Linked DNA regions of Mus musculus: region 2 is linked to region 1. Evidence: chromatin loops called from intact Hi-C (ENCODE). Cell type or tissue: heart. All regions are shown on one strand. Each heading gives the region's core, and the rest is flanking DNA. Links, peaks and the distances in the headings are about the cores only.

Region 1 (4,402 bases), core at 147-4,146:
TCTTTCTGGAGGAAATGGGTCAGTAGGGACAAGAGTTGAGGATTTACAATTGATCCCACTTCCTGTTCAGTCTCTGCTTCCTGACTTCCAATGCAATGAGACCAGCTGAGCTCCTATTAACTCCACACCCACCCACACATCCACATTATAATGAAATGATCTCCTGAAATTGTAAACTATACTAAATCCATTCTCCCTTAAGTAGCACTTGTCAGAGTATTTTGCTATAGCATTAGAACAAGGCATAATGTAAGGAGTCTGACCATCCAATGCTTTTCTAGTGTTGGAAAGAATATCTGAAGAGAGCACATGGAGAGAACTTAAGACCATACAAAGGAGATAAAAGTGCCTAGACAGCTCCTAGACCATGTAGTCATTCCTAGCTGAGGTTTCAGGTATCTCAAAAAAGGAAGATGTGCTGTCACTTCCTACTCATTCTTACCTAAAAATCAGTTCAAAAGCAAAGTACAAGTCTTTTCCTTACAATGCTATGTTTCAGGATAGTTTGTTACTTGGTATCACAGTTTGAATATGTAATAGCCCTCTCACTAGCTCCAGGCTGGTAATACTATTTGGGGAGGGTCTCAAAATCAAGAAGGTACAGCATAGCTAGAAGTACTTCACTGAGATTGGATTCTTAAAGGTGCCTTTCCCCTAGCCTCTTCCTGTCTTTGTCTCTCTATTTCCTGTGTATAACGAGTTCAAGAGCCTCCTCTACATATTTATGCCACTATGATGGCCTGTCTCACCACAGACCTAGAAAACAGAGCCCAGAGACCATGGGCAAAACCATCTAAAATGGATCTAAGATGATTCAGTCCTCTTGTATTGTTGTTTTCACAGTCCCTTTTTATCACAGGAATGGAAGGTAATTAATCCACAGAGCAATGCACAACCATGAGACAGTGAATTTCTTTCTTGTCTGAATTTTTGCCCAAGCAACATGTTTCTTTTAGTTTGAAAATAAGAGGAACAAAGGTGAAAGACAAACTTAAAGAAGATGAACTAGAAGAAGATATGTTCTGTGTTCTCTGTGTTGCTAGCTTCTTCAATAAGCTCCCCTCACTCTTCTCTTGGGTTAGATTATAGTAAACTACTGGGCTTACTGTTCCAATGAGAACCCATTTGATGCCTCCTGTCATTTCATGGACAATAGATTCTGTTCCAAACTGCTTCAAGTACAAGGCAAAACCCTTCGGGGGATTCTGAGACAGAGGCTCCATCTCCTTTGAGGTTGCTAAATCACCCTGAACGTATTTTCATGCACAGGTAATCATGCCATTATTCATAAACCACTTTGATTCAAATTTTGCCAAAAGTAGAAGAGGAACATTTAGAGTCTAAAACTTAGAATTACTGTTGCATGAATTTTGTCAGGGGTCAACGTCCCCCATTAAGAAAGTGGTCTTTAGAATTGCCCTGATGCTTCTGTTCTGCAACCAGGGCAAGATTAAAACCACTTTTGGAGCTAGATGGTCTCCAAGACTCCTTCTGTTTATGAACTGTAATGCACAGAAGTGGAGGAGAAGTGCAGATTTTGCTCCACACTGTATCAGGCAAATTACTGCAGAAAAGATTTTTCCTGCAGTGTGCTCACAGGTTGAATGCTAAAGCTTCAATATAACTTAAAGGAACATTCTCTCTTTCCTTTACCCCTTTTAGTGACAGCTCAAAAGTCCTGTGGATAAGGACCTCTTTAAGGAAAGGAATACTAATTTGACATGAGGTTTTGTATTCTGAGGGGGAATAAAATGCAGTCATTGTTTTTCAAAAGGCATTTGGATTTGGTGTTTGAAACATGTTGAAATAAACACATATTGGTCACTATTTCTTGTTGAGGGAGTGGTGAGAGTGTGTCCTGGTGTCTCCTGAGACAGGCCATTGTGGAACATATAACTGCCATCCCTGCTTCCTGACAGAAAGGCAGGAAGGAAGTCGACTTCCGACAGAACAGACTTCTCTCCCACCCCCTTGGTGCACCAATTCCTTCAGTTAAATGGGGAATCAGTTCACCCAGTGAATTCTAATGAGGCAGCCTGCTCAGCTGTCAGCAGTACCCCCTACAGAAGAAGATGGCAAAGAAGGAAAAAGATTGTGCACGACATATCTAAGAGTTAACTTTCTCATGCCAAGCAACATGAACATCAGCATAGCTTCCATGATTGGTGTGCTCACTGGTAGACACAGTGGCAAAGGCCACTAGAATGAAGTACCTGGGTCTGAAGATTCCTGTCAAGTATGGCAAGTATAGAAAGGTAATTTGAAAAACAAAACTGATTGAAATTGATGCCCATTAATCCTGAGAGAAGTCTGGGATCAAAATGTAAATATACACAAGTGTTCTTTATGAGCCATCTCAGAACTAACCCGAAGAACACTTCAGCTTCAGTTAAAGGCAATCAGCTCAAGACTTGCTTTTCCTTTAGTTGTGAAAGCAGGGAGGCTATTTACAGACAATACTAAGAAATGCAGGAAGCAGAGCTGAAGCAAGAGGAAACGGTCCTAGGCTGACAGCTGGTTTTCTCACTTTAGAAGAGGTATGTGGTCAGCAGGCCTAAGTTTCGAATCCAAGCGAAAGCATTGAGATGTCACCAGTGGAAAAACTCAAAGCTTGCAAAAGCAGCGATCCTAAATGACACGCTTGAAAAACTGTTCCTTTTAATTTGGGTATTGTGTTCCACATTATAAATCAGCTTTTATCTTCCCAATACAAAACAAAATTTTGCTAAGAATAGAGCTCAATGGCTAAAGGCACTTGACATTCTGGCCTGTATGCTATATATTCTGCTCATAACACAATGAAACAAAGAATTTAAGTGTGGCTGAGCTTTAGCAGATGTATGTAGCTGTAGAAAGACCACCAGAATCATGATACAAAACCAAATTGTGTCTCTCTTCCTCACAGCAAACGTTGGTGCTGATCCCAAATGATCACTTTTTAGAGCTTCATTGCAATGAACTCATACAATGTCTGGTTTCCTCTGCCATTTGATTTTGAGGTGTGCCTACCTTGTATGGAGCATCAGAGCTTTTCATTGTATTATAACTAGGTATTATTCCACTGTAGGAACAGAGCAGGTTTTTGAATCATTCCCAATGATGAGAAATTAGCTTGTTTCAAGTATGGACTATCATTAACTATTTGAGAACATATTTGTGTGAGTCTTCGCATGGATTCAGTTCCAGTTTCTCTTGGGTAAATATCAAGGAGAGGGATTGTAAAGTCTTGTGGTGAAACTATGCTTAGTTTCATTATAAAAAAATATATAGTCAAACTGGTTTGCAAACTTCTTTTTACCATTTTACACTCAGAGCAATGATTTCTATTAGATGCAAATGGAGTCAAGTTCAAAACACAGTATGTAAACAACATTCAAATTTTAATCGGAAAGTGTATTTTGGGAGCTGCCATTCTGTGATACATGAATATGCTTATATTGTACCCATTTGTTACAGAGAATGCAGAGAATTTCACAACACCTGCTTGTAATCCCAGCACTGAGGAGGCTGAGGCTATATAACTTATAAGCCATACTAAAGTACTTAACACATTCTAGGCCAGCCTCAGCTACACAATAAAATATACCTCTAAAATGAAACAATAATAATGATGATCATCTTTCTGTGTGTTATTTGTAGCAATAGGTGATTATCAACAATATAATATCATACAGTTAAAGGTAATGACATAATAATATAAGAATCAACATGTAAGATGAATGTATCACGCTTGCATTTTTTTCTGCAGTTAAGCACCAGAGGAACTTGATTCACCTACTTCTTAGCAATTGTTTTACTCTGTAGGATGGAGAGGCTGCGATAAAGGCTTACAAATAAGTAGTATATTGGAAGCAGAAGTGAGAGGAAAATACAATGAAAAAAGGTGGGATGGCAATCCTTAAAGGGGTATGTTAAAGAGCCAGCAAATGTGACAGGCAACAATTGTTTTGCCTTGCTGGATATTCTTTGGAGCTGCATTACATATATCTGAAAACTGCCTTCCTAGGGGATAATGAAGAGACTATTCATCAACAGAGCCCTTTCCTATTGTATTTCTCAAAGTGTACACACAAGTGCAGGGTTGGTCTTTCCAAGAGCCTCCATCCATAGCATAAGAGAAGGAAGGAATAGGGTGGGCATACTGTCTCACTGCGCCTAATTAGAGACAGTCAGAAACAAAGAAAGAACTGGTTTGCTGGATTATCCCTCTCCTTATTTCTTCTCCTCTCTCCATGTGCCTGTGTATGTGTTGATCTTCTACTCTTCCAGGTAGGGATGCCATTACAGATGGTTGTGAGCCACCATGTGGTTGCTGGAAATTGAACTCAGGACCTCTGGAAGAACAGTCAGTGCTCTTAATCTCTGAGCCATCTCTCCAACCCCAAAAGTTCCTTTTGAGAAG
Region 2 (4,402 bases), core at 292-4,291, 140 kb after region 1:
GCCACATCCCTCAACCTCCAGTCAGCTCTTCCATTCCTCCAGATAAGATGACTCAGGCTTCTAATTTTAAATTTCTTCCCACTAAAGTCTTCGGGGGGAAGTTTTAGTATGGCATTCCCCTGCAAGACAAAAAAGCGCCCCAAACAAGGAGAGACACTTATGCATGTGGGTTTGTTTGTTTGTTTGTTTTTTCTTGAAGGACTGGTACTGTCTACCGAAAATCATGTCTCTTTTCAATTTTGAAGGGAACAAGAGCTGATAACAGACAGAAAAGTCATTGGTAACTCTAGAACCCAGACTGGCAAATCTCCATCTCCCTCTGGTTTACTGGTTCTAGATCATAACCCATGCTTCCAATGCTTTCTTATGTATGTATGTATGTATGTATGTATGTATGTATGTATGTATGTATGGAGACACAGTCCCAGCCAGCCAGCCAGCTTGATTTGGAACGACAGCTACTCATCCTTCTGATTCAGTGTCCCATGTTCTTTTAAACATGAAATAATGTTTGTTATCTGCCCCGTGGAGCTAAGGAGATCAGTGGAAAGAAGAATGTAGATGGGAAACATGCATTGTGTAAACCTGACACATAACAATAACCTCAGCCTTTCTCTTCTTATGCCCAGATTTGAAAACTTTTCCACCCTCTGTTTGTCAACAAAATGGAGTGTCTCCCATGAGAGAAAAATTTCCAGTGTTGCTTTAGCAATAAAAAGGAACTTCTTCTTGGGCTATGGCAAAGGGTTCTATTAGGGTTCAATGAGGTATCGGCGGTAAAACTCTTCACTGTGTACACTGTAAAGTACTTAGGGCTTCATCACAGTTTAGAGGCATTTTCTGCCAAGAGTCTGAACCCTTAAAAATAGGGAAATAGGCTAAGATGAACCAGAGAGGACCTCACCCTCACCTTTACCACTTCTTCTGCACAGAGGTGTTCAAAACAGTCCAGGCTTGTTTTAACCCTTATGGCAGACAAGAGCCAAGGAAGAGAGCTTTAGAAAAACACATTACCTGGTTACCAGTAGTTGATGTTTCTCATAACTTAAAATGTAGTTTGACCCCTTCTGAGACCCAGACCCTCTGGATATTTTAAGTATGCACCCTAATGAAAATTTGGAATTGCTTTGGGTTATTAAATGCTGGAATCCTGCCTTCTTTTCTCTAACAGCTCCCAGAAAACGGAAATCCCAACTGCCTAGTAAAGGCATCCCACTTTGAAAATTAGCTAAGCCGTGGAGAAAGCCTCTAGCCCCTTCCCTTTGGCCTCCATCCTTCATCTGGATCAATTTCCTTCCTTCTGCTTGGATCTTCTAGTGTCTTGACTCTCGGTTGCTGTTCTTACACATTTCTAAAACTCTGCCAGGTAATGGCTCATGCACCTGCCGGCAAAACTTCCCAAACCGGGCCTCCCAGCTCCCCCCTGCCCACACAATAACTCACACCCACCGGGTAACTTCAGAACGAAAAGGTCCTCAGGCCAGAGCTCCGGGCCCTTGGAATCACCCCATCGCCACCCTTCTTGCCCCAGCCAATCAGAAAGCTTCTGAGAGACTTATGCAAATGAATTTTTGGCCCTAGCCAGTCAGAAGCCATAAACCCCTCCCCCCAAGTGTCCTCTTTCACCCTGGCCCTGAAGAGCTAATGGCAGGCGTCCCTGGCAACCGGCCTGCAGCCAGTTTTCTCCTAAAGCAAGGCTGTAAAAAAAATAAAGAACGATTCCGGGGGTCACATGGGTACTAAACGGGTTGGGCCAGGCCCAGTAAAAACTAGGCAGCTTCTCTGGTTGCTCCAGGCACCTTCCCTATCTCGATCTGGAATTGACAGAAAGCTCCCAGCGACCTGTCCAGGATTCCTTTTGCCTAAAGAGAACCCTAGTAACGATCAGTTGAGTAAATGGCTTTTGAGTACTGACTTCAGGTGAGGCGCCAAGGTCTCTCTTTTTCTAACCAGCGTGCTAGATTCCTGTTAGAAGCCTGGTCTGAGATCCTGCATCCCCTCTACGTTGTCCTAAGCTCTAACTGAGAAGCTCTTAAATGCTGAATGGTAGAATCCCTTCTTTAATCAGTAACCAGGAAGTGATGCTTGACTGGCTCATCATCCCCCTGTAACCCCCCCCCCCACCTCAGTCAATTCGCAAATTACCCTTCCTGTTGCGTCTCTTTGATGGCTTAGGAGAACAAGGCATTTTAGAGGCGAACAGAAATTGCAAAGCAAAGTTGTGAGCAAAAGTGAACTGGTGGAAGAAGAAGGAATGAAGAAATAAAAAGGTCTGGCTTGGGGTTGGACAGAAAGTAAGAATTTAAGACTAGAAACCGCCCCCAAGCCAAGACAAAGGAGAGTTTTGATCACACTGATACAAAACTTAGAAGCAATATCTTCATGAAAACTGTTCTGGAAATATGACATTTGCACTCTCCCTTTAAAGACCATGTAGTCCAACCTTCTGCTTGTATTGAAATTGCTCACAACATCTCCACCAAGTGGTCACCCTTGCCTACGTTTTGTGCTTTCCATCCTCTGGTATCAGGTCAATGGTTTTAGAGCTCTTCAGAAAGTCTTGAAGCACATAGAGGCTGGCGTGTGAGTCTAGCAGTGGTCTCCCTGAGTCCACTCCATCTCAAGTCAGTTACCTTCAGTTCTTGTAACAAATTCATGCTTTGGGTTGAGCTCGTCCTGGTCACTGTCTTTGGAAGTTGTTTGGGCATGTCTACAAGTTTCACATCTGGACCTCATTCCAAGTACCACCTTTCCTGGGACAAAAAGGAGTGGTGAAAGCACCTATTTTATTGTAAATGGTAACTTTTCTAGACCTAATTCTCCAGTGCCAGATGCAATGCTCTTTTACTACGCAACAAATAAAAACTTCTTAGAATGCTGCCTAGCATTTAAGGGACTTGTTTTAATGGTTAGGTTACATTTATATGTTGCTGTATATGCAACAAAACTTGTGTATCCTATTACTAAGTAGAAGAGATTTTGTGGACCAAAATACAAAACTTTCTATTACTTTTACCTAAGTAGATTTTGGATCATTACTTCAGCATGTTTCAGTAGTTTGAATTCTGATTTTGTGCTCTATTACACTTGGATATTACCTACACATTTGTTAACTGTTCACTATATTCATCCAAACTACTGGTAATGGGTACCAGTGAGTACTGTACAAAGAGCAAAGTGGGATTAAACATCTGGAGAGCTCCTTCAGAGGGATATCAATTCATTATTTAGTATTTTTGGCGTATTTTTTTCCAGTCAGCTATGAATCCTGTTAATTATACCAAGATCCAGAAGACAGAATAGTATGAGCAAACTTGCTAAGTGTTCTACTGAGCTCTCACGGTAATGACCACCTTCCTTCTTATAGAGTTAGAGAATATTTTTGTAGTGTTACAGATCAACCACTGTTACATGATATATGAACTAGAAATAGGGGCTGGAGAGATAGTTCAGTGATTAAGAACATTTGCTACTCTTCCAGAGCACCCAAGTTCTGATCCTAGCACCCACATGAGGTGATTTACAACTACCTGAGACTCTAGCTCAAGAAGGATTCAATACACTCTTCTGACCTCTGTGGATATAAAATAAATAAAACAGGAACAGTGTCATGGCAGAAATTCTGAGTATAGGGAAAATTATATATATATATATATATAATATTAATAATATATTATATATTATTTATATTATATTAATTATATATTAATAATAATATATAATATATAATATAATATTATATATTAATAATATAATATATATATTATTTATATTATATTAATTATATATTTATATATATATATATATATATATATATATATATATTCGAGACAGGGTTTCTCTGTATAGCCCTGGCTGTCCTGGACCTCACTTTGTAGACCAGGCTGGCCTTGAACTCAGAAATCCGCCTGCCTTTGCCTCCCAAATGCTGGGATTAAAGGCGTGCGCCACCACGCCCAGCTGAAAACTTACAGTTTTAATGAATAACTTTGGTTTTGTTCTTAGCAATTCTATTTATTTGAGAATTCTACGTAGATAATGATACATTAAATTTTAATATAACAGGTAAAAAGAAGGGCAAAACCTGTTGTAACTTTTTAAAAATACCAAATAGGAACTTTTATATGCATACCTATATGTGTGTAGCAATAAGTTATGCAAAAAGAGCCCATGAATTCAAAAGATATGGGAGCACTTTGAGAGAGAAAGGAAAGATGGAAATGATGAAATATTATACCTCCCAAAAAATAAAAGAAAAAAATTAAAGCAATAAAATAAACTTAATTATTTAGTTTCTTCAAATGCCAAGATCCACTTAAAAAAAAAAAGAACAACACTCCCCCCTCAAAAACAAAAACAAAAACAAAACTGAAGGACTGGAAGGGGACAGCATTTGGAGCTT

Evidence for each region. Hi-C counts contacts between places; a loop is a spot of excess contacts. Peaks named below come from ENCODE experiments on the same cell type or tissue, not always from the same donor. Only the 100,000 strongest peaks of a DNase experiment are listed, where the experiment ranks them.
Region 2: a loop joins it to region 1, with 2.8 times the contacts of the local background. A loop is called at or near these places in 2 of 42 quality-filtered maps.

What each region holds. Positions count from the first base shown.
Region 1 is chrX:10,855,401-10,859,802 of GRCm38, reverse strand. No RefSeq gene overlaps it. Among named protein-coding and RNA genes, the nearest start is that of Gm33984, 26 kb to the left of the region's middle. In heart, for the core only: no CTCF peak of the experiment used is centred there; no DNase peak of the experiment used is centred there.
Region 2 is chrX:10,712,115-10,716,516 of GRCm38, reverse strand. No RefSeq gene overlaps it. Among named protein-coding and RNA genes, the nearest start is that of Mid1ip1, 3.0 kb to the left of the region's middle. In heart, for the core only: a CTCF peak has its summit at 2,485; a DNase peak (open chromatin) is centred at 1,586; H3K4me3 peaks cover 1,329 bases; H3K27ac peaks cover 1,145 bases.